Regions from separate parts of the Homo sapiens genome. Here region 1 is linked to region 2. The links are chromatin loops, found by intact Hi-C in ENCODE. Cell type or tissue: dorsolateral prefrontal cortex. All regions are shown on one strand. Links, peaks and the distances in the headings refer to the core of each region. The heading gives the core; the rest is flanking DNA.

Region 1 (4,391 bases), core at 142-4,141, 160 kb before region 2:
TAGGATTACCGGTGTGAACCATCACACCCGGCCTTTAATTTTTTAATTTCTTGTAGAGATGGGGTCTTACTATGTTGTCCAGGTTGTTATTACTTTGATTATAAGATTTTATAAGTAGTCCTTAGAAACATGATTTCATTTCATTAAGAAATAAATAGGCCGGGTATGGTGGATCACACCCGTAATCCCTGCACTTTTGGGAGGCCAAGATAGGCGGATCACTTGAGGTCAGGAGTTTGAGACCAGCCTGGCCAATATGGTGAAACCCCACCTCCACTAAAAGTACAAAAATTAGCCAGGCACGGTGGCGCGTTCCTTTCCCAGCTACTTAGGAGGCTGAGGCAGGAGAATCGCTTGAACCTGGGAGGCAGAGGTTGCAGTGAGCCGAGATTGCACCACTGCACTACAGCCTGGGCAACAGAGCGAGACTCCATCTCAAAAAAGAAAAACAAAGAAATAAATGAAAGCTAGCACTTACTGAATGTTAGGCACTGTTCTACATGACTCATTTGCTAAGCCAGCTGGAAAGTGGCAAAGCCAGAATCCAACCTGGGCGTTCTGTCTGCCCAGAGTAAGAACTTAATAAGGAGAAATTGTAGTTAGTTCATAGTAGCTCAGCCTTTCAGAGAATACTAATCCTTGTTCTGTAGTGATAGTCCCAGTTTTGTCCTAGATTTAGTCACGTCTCCCAATTGGACCTCTCTGCTGATTTGGATTGGCTGATCTCATCTCGCTAGATATTATTTGTGTTTTGTTTTGTTTTGTTTTCCAGGGGAATATGAGCCGAGGAAATAGCTTATTTTTCCGGAAGGTCCCCTTTGGGAAGACTTATTGTTGTGACCTGAAAATGTTAATTTGAAGATGTGGGGCAGGGACAGTGACATTTCTGTAGTCCCAGATGCACAGAATTATGGGAGAGAATGTTGATTTCTATACAGTGTGGCGCGCTTTTTTAATAATCATTTAATCTTGGGAAAATTCAGGTGTTTGGTGTCTGCCTTTTTTGTTCTTTTTTCCAGCACAACATAACTTACCACTGATACTCCCCCTTTAGTTATTCTGAATTAGGATATTTTTGCTCCAAATTCTTATTTTACTTAACCAGAAGGGAAAAAAAGTTGTATTTTCCTGAAGCTACAGGCACTTTGTCATGTGATTTTTGAGTCTCAATTTAAGGCTTTGTAAAATGAAGAGTAGAATTCCAAGAAAAATGAGAAATAATTTTGTAAAACTTAACAAAATCACTAAATTAAACTATATGGGAGGTTATGAATTACTTTTTCTTGGGTAGACCCTAAAATGTCAGTAGCATGCACCAGAATCTGACTCCCATTATGCTTCTAAGCACATTTCATTGACCTTGTCTCTCATACTTCAAGAAAAGGACAGTACATTGCTACATTACCCTAGAAAGTCTGTGTGAGGATCTGCCCCTTCAGTCTGTTATTGCAAAGTAATAAAATGTCACCTACAGGGAGCCTCTGAGCCTACTCTAGTTCAAGAGGCTACCTGAAAAAAAATAAATAAGATAAAGGGTCAGCAACAACAAAGAAAAAGACAATTACAGAAAATAAGCAAGATTTGGAAAGGAAGTATAATGGCACTTTTTTCCTCAAAGGAAGTTCTTGTTTTCACATAAAATATGAAAAGCAGATCCTGCAGGAGTAACCCCCTTCTTTAAGAGCCAAGTATTTGCCAGTGCTTAAATTACACCATACAGTTCTAATTATATATAATCTTTTGTTCTTCAGTTTTTTGTTTTGTTTCCTTTTTGTTATTGTTGCCGAAGGTGAGTAGTTTTGCATTTCTGATGACAGCCTTGGAAAGTATATTTGTAACTCCATGTCTGGTAATGCCAACCCAAGTCGACATGGGTCTTAGGACACTGACCACCTCACATGCCATACCCTCAGTTAAGCATGTTAACATTTATAGGAGGAAAAAAATCACTTTGGGAGAAAATAAAATTCAACTCAAGCATAAAGCTTCTGTTTACTCAGGCCTTCTAAAAAGCAGGTTAAAATGCTCTAAAATGAGAAAGCCTGTGGTTTCACTTATTTATATAACTCACTGGGACATTGCCAAATGAGTAAGCACTTAATTCGCTGCTTCTGAGACTTCTCTGTCAAAACAGCCCCACTGATAATATTAGACAGAACGAGAATGCAGGGGTCTCTTCCCTCCCCTGGGGTTTAGGAAGCTCATGAGGAGCTCGGCTTAAAATGTCTTTGATGTCTCTTCCTTTGTCTCAAAAAGTAATGTCAATTTTATATACTATTTCAATATTACTATCTGCATTTGTTTTAATATAAAAATGTTTGCTGCCTACCTTTTTCTCCCAAAAAATCTTTAAGTAAAGATGATCTGGGAAAATGTGCCATGTTTATCCTGTGGCTTCTGTGAACTTTCATGCTTGCCTATTCCTAGTTGAGAAGCATGTCTGACTCTGATAACCAGTCTACCACCAGAGGACGCCAAGGCTTCAGTTTTTCCTGTGCAAGTTGGGTGGCTGAGAAATTTCTCCAAGGCCTAGGATTGCTCAAAATACTAGTCCAGCTGTTTCAGTCTTGCTGCATCCAAGCTAGAGGTCTAGTCAGAGTCCTATACCTATGATCCTCCATAATATCTTACTATAAGCTACTAACATAAAAGTCTAAAGATATTCAGGGGCTAGGAAATGCAGGTAGGTGCCATTAAGAAACACATGCGACCGGGCGCAATGGCTCATGCCTGCAATCACAGCACTTTGGGAGGCCGAGGCAGGTGGTTCACCTGAGGTCGAGAATTCGAGACCATCCTGACCAACATGAAGAAACCCTGTCTCTACTAAAAATAACAAAATTAGCCGGGCATGGTGGCACATGCCTGTAATCCCAGCTATGCGGGAGGCTGAGGCAGGAGAATCTCTTGAAACCCAGGAGGTGGAGGTTGCAATGAACTGAGATCACGCCATTGCACTCCAGCCTGGGCAACAAGAGTGAAACTCCCATCTCTTAAAAAAAAAAAAAAGAAAAAAAAAGAAACACATGCAAGAAATAATGAACTCAGTAAGTAATATGAACTTAGGCTGGTTGTGGTGGCCCATACCTGTAATCCTAACACTTTGGGAGGCTGAGGCAGGTGGATCACTTGAGGCCAAGAGTTGGAGACCAGCCTGGCCAATATATCTACTAAAAATACAAAAAAATTAGTCGGGCATGGTGGCACGCACCTGTAGTTCAGGAGGCTGAGGCAGGAGAATCGCTTGAACCTGGGAGCTGGAGGTTGCAGTGACCCAAGATTGTGCCACTGGGTGACAGAGTGAGACTCTGTCTCTTAAAAAAAAGAAAAAGAAAAGTAGGGGTTCTCTAGTAAGCCACTTGTGAAACTGGTTTTCCTTTGTGGTACCAAGCTAAGTTGCCACAAACTGTTCCTCTAGAGTATGTGGTGACCATTGAAACCTTGACTTAAGAAGAGTGTGGGGTGGGCTGGGGGCAGTGGATCACTTGAGTCCAGGAGCTCAAGACCAGCCCGGGCAACATGGTAAAACCCTGTCTCTATTTTTTAAAGAAATAAAGGGAGGAAAATTAGCTGGGCGTGGTGGCACATGCCTGTAATCCCAGCTACTTGGGAGGCTGAGGCATGAGAATCGCTTGAACCCAGGAAGCGGAGGTTGCGGTAAGCTGAGATCGTGCCATTGCACTCCAGCCTAGGCAACAAGAGTGAAACTGCATCTTAAAAATAAAGAAGGTATGGGTTTCCTGGAACTTTGGGGGATCATTATAAAAATACTAGGGTAAAAAAGCAACCTTAGTAATCCCAGCAATTTGGGAGGCCGAGGCGGGTGGATCATGAGGTCAGGAATTTGAGACCAGCCTGACCAACATGGTGAAACCCTGTCTCTACTAATACAAAAATTAGGCGTGGTGGCGGGCACCTGTAATCCCAGCTACTCAGGAGGCTGAGGCAGGAGAATCGCTTGAAATCGGAAGGTGGAGGTTGCAGTGAGCTGAGATTGCCCCACTGCACTCCCGCCTGGTCAACAAGAGTGAAACTCTGTCTCAAAAAAAAAAAAAAGCAACCTTAGGATGAAAGAAACATTCAACATAAGCCCTATATTCCATCATCTCTGTTACCTCAGCATACCTTGACTTAACTATAATTTCCTATTCTAGAAATGTCCTCCCCCTCTTGCCAGTGACATGTTTCTGTACTGTCAGATTCAGTTCTAGTGCCATCTCTTTGTGAAGTCACTGAGAGTCCCAACTGGGTGAGAGGGCTGTGCCTTCAAACTCTCCCTCCTTCAGAGCATGTAATGATAGTACAAACTAACTGACAAAAACTACATCCAACACCAAGTTCATGTTTTATACAGCAGGAGCATTACTTCTCTCTGATTTGAAAATCTGTGG
Region 2 (4,391 bases), core at 256-4,255:
CTCTACTCACTGCAACCTCCGCCTCCCGGGTTCAAGCGATTCTCCTCCTTCAGCCTCCCACGTAGCTGGGACTACAGGCACGCACCACCACGCCAGCTAATTTTTGTATTTTTAGTAGAGACAGGGTGTCACCATGTTGGGCAGGATGGTCTCAATCTCTTGACCTTGTGATCCGCCTGCCTCAGCCTCTTAAAGTGCTGGGATTACAGGCGTGAGCCACCACGCCCGGCCAATATCTTTTTAATTGGGGAAACTAACTTGGTAAGATGGGGAGACTTCCCAAGAATCCCGATAGTCGTGGTAGAGGGACCTTGGGACTGTCCCCTTCAGTTACATTTCGTCATGCATCTGGAGCAGGGGCTGCAACTGTGATGTACTCATGTGAAAGGAGGCCAGCATAAGACAAGTGGCATTTGGCTTCAGTGTCAAGGCGAGAACAGGGAGTCAGGGGTGCATGGTTCCAATGAATGAATTGGTAAGACATTCATGGTCTCTTGGGGCCAGACCCCGACCACTGGAGTGGTTGGTAGGCAGTCAAGGTCTGAGCATGCGTGAGTTTCCACTTTTTTTTTTTTTTTTTTTTTTTTTGAGACAGAGTTTTCCTCTTGTCACCCAGGCTGGAGTGCAATGGCACAATCTCGGCTCACTGCCACCTCCACCTCCCAGGTTCAAGCAATTCTCGTGCCTCTGCCTCCTGAGTAGCTGGGACTACAGGTGCATGCCACCATGCCTGGCTAATTTTTTGTATTTTCCATGGAGACAAAGTTTCATCATATTGGCCAGGCTGGTCTCGAACTCTTGAGCTCAGGTGATCTGCCCGCCTCAGCTTCCCAAAGTGCTGGGACTACAGGAGTGAGCCCCTGCACCAGGCCAAGCTTCCACTCTTCAAGAGAAGCAAGGAAATGTACATTTTTATGTAAAATCTCCTAGATAACACATGTTGCCAACCAACTCAGAAATATTTAGTCCTCACATGCCAGATTGTGACTCTTGCTTCAGGCCCAAACTTAATTTTCTACTTTTGATTATAAAACAGGGATCTAAAATGTGAGGTGTGCAGCTGGTACCTGGCCCAGCAGGCACTCTGGTGATAGCCCTGAATCCCCCGACTGTATCACCACCTTGTGAGGTTAAGTGGCACTGAAAAGACCATTTCATTTTGTGGCTGTTCCCTAACACCTTCCAGGGCTTTTCATCTACTGGGCACTGGTAAGCAAGTCTTAACTCTTTACCCTCTCCTTAATACATGCCTTCTGCCCACCCAGGCTACAGCTTTGGATAAGTTCCCAGTGACTTTGCTGTGCTTCAGGTAAAGATCGCAATGAATTCCGGAAAACTATTGTTCTGTTCTCCACTTTCTCCATCTCCCTTGTCCTCGCCTCCTTTCTAGTACAGTATAATGGTTAAGAATGGGAGTCCTGGCCAGGTGTGTTGGCTCACACCTGTAATCCCAGCACTTTGGGAAGCCGAGGCAGGCATATCACCTGAGGTCAGGAGTTCGAGACCAGCCTGGACAACATGATGAAAGCCCGTCTCTACTAAAAATACAAAAAAAAAAAAAAGCCAAGAGTGGTGGCACGTACCTATAATTCCAGCTACTCAGGAGGCTGAGGCATGAGAATCGCTTGAACCCGGGAGGTGGAGGTTGCAGTGAGCCAGGATTGCGCCACTGCACTCCAGCCTCGGCAACAGAGCTAGATTCCATCTCAAAAAAAAAAAAAAAAAGAACGAGACTCTACAACCACACTGCTTCTGGTCCCAGCTGTCTAGGACCAGCAGATGGCAGTGTAGTCTTGGGCAGGTCACCTTACCTCTCCATGCCTGTTTCCTCATTTGTAAACTGGAAGAAATGCTTAACTCAGAAAATGTTAGAATGTTAAATAGGATTCTCTGTTGGTCTCCTCTTACCTTGCCAGGGGCCGTGCCGTTAGTTACTAGTAGTACAAAGACAAGTAAACCACAGTCGTTGCCATAGAGGAGCATGCCCTTAACCTAACTACAGTCGCTGATTTCTGGAAAACGTGCTCAGAAATGAAATTTTTGAGGCCGGGCATGGTGGCTCACGGGAGGCTGAGGCGGGCAGATCACTTAAGGCCAAAAGTTCGAGACCAGCCTGGCCAACATGGTGGAACCCCGTCTCTACTAAAACTGCAAAACTTAGCCAGGTGTAGTGGTGCTCGCCTGTAATTCCAGCTTCTTGGGAGGCTGAGGCAGGAGAATTGCTTGAACCCAGGAGGCAGAGGTTGCAGTGAGCCGAGATCCCACTGTGTCCGCAGTTGGTTCCTTCTAGTGGGTTCGTGGTCCCGCTGACTTCAAGAATGAAGCCGTAAACCTCTGTGGTGAGTGTTACAGCTATTAAAGGTGGTGCAGACCCAAAGAGTGAGCAACAGCAAGATTTATTGTGGAGAGCAAAAGAACAAAGCTCCCACAGCGTGGAACGGAACCTAAGCGGGTTTCTGCTGCTGGCTTGTTGGGGTGGGGATGGGCTGGTCGGGGAGGCAGCTTTTATTCCTTTATTTGTCTCCACCCATGTCCTGCTGATTGGCCCATTTTACAGAGCACTGATTGGTCCATTTTACAGGGTGCTGATTGGTCCATTTTACAAATCTCCAGCTAGCTACGGAGCACCGATTGGTGTGTTTTTACAGAGCACTGATTGGTGCATTTTACAAACCTCTAGTTAGCTACAGAAAAGTTCTCCTAGTCACCACTCCACCCAGGAAGTCCAGCTGGCTTCACCTCTCACCACCACGGGCACTCCAGCCTGGGCGACAAGAGTGAAAAACTCCATCTCAAAAAAAAAAATAATAATAAAGAAGAAATGAAATGTTTCAAGGAAACATAAGGTACTCTGCTACCTAGAATAAGCGAGTATGGGCATATTCCCATCACTGAAGTCAGATGAGCAAAGACCTGTCTCAGGGAAAGGACAGCTTGATCCCATCAAGTTTTCAAGTTTTGAGGTCATTTGAGTTCCCCAGGAAAGAGGAAGGCTGTGGTCCCCAACTCTGTTGGGGTGTAGATGCAGGCCGCCCTTCCTCCATTCCTTCCTGCCAGAGACTCAATGTGAATAGTGTCTGGGCCTTGGAGTGGGGAGAATCTGCTGGCCCTTCACACCTTCGCTGTGGGCCCAGCTTCCCTCCCATCTGCAGCTCAGCATCAACCCAGGCCTCCCTGAGATGAGAGAAGACCCCAGCCAGCTCTCCCTCCCTTTCCCAGGCTTAGGAGCACTCCTTTGGGGAGTCCAGGTGGCCTTGCCCAGCCACCTGTCCCAGAGCCTGCTCCCACTCTGCCTCTGTTGAGCCTGGGGCATTTGCCTTCTGACCCCCAGAGCGTCCCCTCTGACCCGTTGGGCTCTCAGGAAGCAGGCCGTGTAGTTGCTCTGAATTTCCCGGTGAAGCCGTCTTTCCTCCGCTTCTTCCCCATTCACCGATATTTGACATTTATTGAGGGGCCACAGTGTGCCGGGCCTTGCTCTGGGAATACAGTCAGTAATGAAGGAGACAAAGTCCTGCCCTGGGTTAGGGCCCAGCCATATGACCTCATTTGAGTGAAGAATAAAGACATTCAGCAAACAACCTCACTAATATAAAATTATAGAGAGGCTGGGCGTGGTGGCTCACGCCTGTAATCCCAGCACTTTGGGATGCCCAGGCCAGCGGATCACTTGAGCACAGGAGTTCAAAACCAGCCTGGCCAACATGGTGAAACCCCGTCTCTACTAAAAATATAAAAATTAGCTGGGCATGGTGGCATTGCCTGTAATGCCAGCTACTTGCGAGGGTTGAGGTGGGAGGGTGGCTTGAGCCCAGGAGGTCGAGGCCTCAGTGAGCCTAGATTGTACCACTGCACTCCAGCCTGGGCGACAAAGTGAGACCCTGTCTCAAAATAAAATTATAGAGATAAGTCCTGTATCAGAATGCAGTGTAATTCAATGAGAGGATAATATGCTGATTCATCCTAATTATGACTTACGAGGCAGAGTGTGGGTGTGGTGAACAGAGAAGGAATTAGGAGGTGCAAAGGCCCTGGGGCAGACAGGTAGGCAGGTACCAGAATGTAACAGTTGCCATATTACTCACACTTCTGCTCCAAGCATATACCTAAGAGAAATGAAAACATGTCCCCATAAAACCTAGTACATGAATTTTTTATTTTTTTGAAACAGGGTCTCGCTCTGTCACCCAGGCTGGAGTGTAGTGACATGATTGCGGCTCACTGCAGTCCAAGCTTGTAGGCTCAAGCGATTCTCCTGCCTCAGCCTCGCGAGTAGCTGGGACCACAGCTGTGCACCACCACACCCAGCTAATTTTTTTTTTTTTTTGTATTTTTTGTAGATATGGGGTCTCGCTATGTTTCCCAAGCTGGTCTCCAACTCCTGGGCTCAAGTG

The links. A loop is a pair of places that touch in the nucleus more often than their neighbours do. Peaks named below come from ENCODE experiments on the same cell type or tissue, not always from the same donor. Only the 100,000 strongest peaks of a DNase experiment are listed, where the experiment ranks them.
Region 1: it touches region 2 in a loop (4-fold over the local background); 7 of 110 quality-filtered maps call a loop at or near these places.

Annotation. Positions count from the first base shown.
Region 1 is chr11:47,615,301-47,619,691 of GRCh38, reverse strand. It overlaps MTCH2 (mitochondrial carrier 2), which reads left to right. Exons shown (of 13, transcript NM_014342.4): 13 at 773-2,375. The coding sequence ends at 859. Among named protein-coding and RNA genes, the nearest start is that of C1QTNF4, 23 kb to the right of the region's middle. RefSeq lists a silencer at 2,080-2,139. In dorsolateral prefrontal cortex, for the core only: CTCF peaks have their summits at 647, 846, 2,249 and 2,453 (motif pointing right); a DNase peak (open chromatin) is centred at 2,491; H3K27ac peaks cover 2,310 bases.
Region 2 is chr11:47,451,780-47,456,170 of GRCh38, reverse strand. No RefSeq gene overlaps it. Among named protein-coding and RNA genes, the nearest start is that of RAPSN, 4.8 kb to the right of the region's middle. RefSeq lists an enhancer at 259-758. In dorsolateral prefrontal cortex, for the core only: a CTCF peak has its summit at 1,781 (motif pointing right); a DNase peak (open chromatin) is centred at 1,770; H3K4me3 peaks cover 752 bases.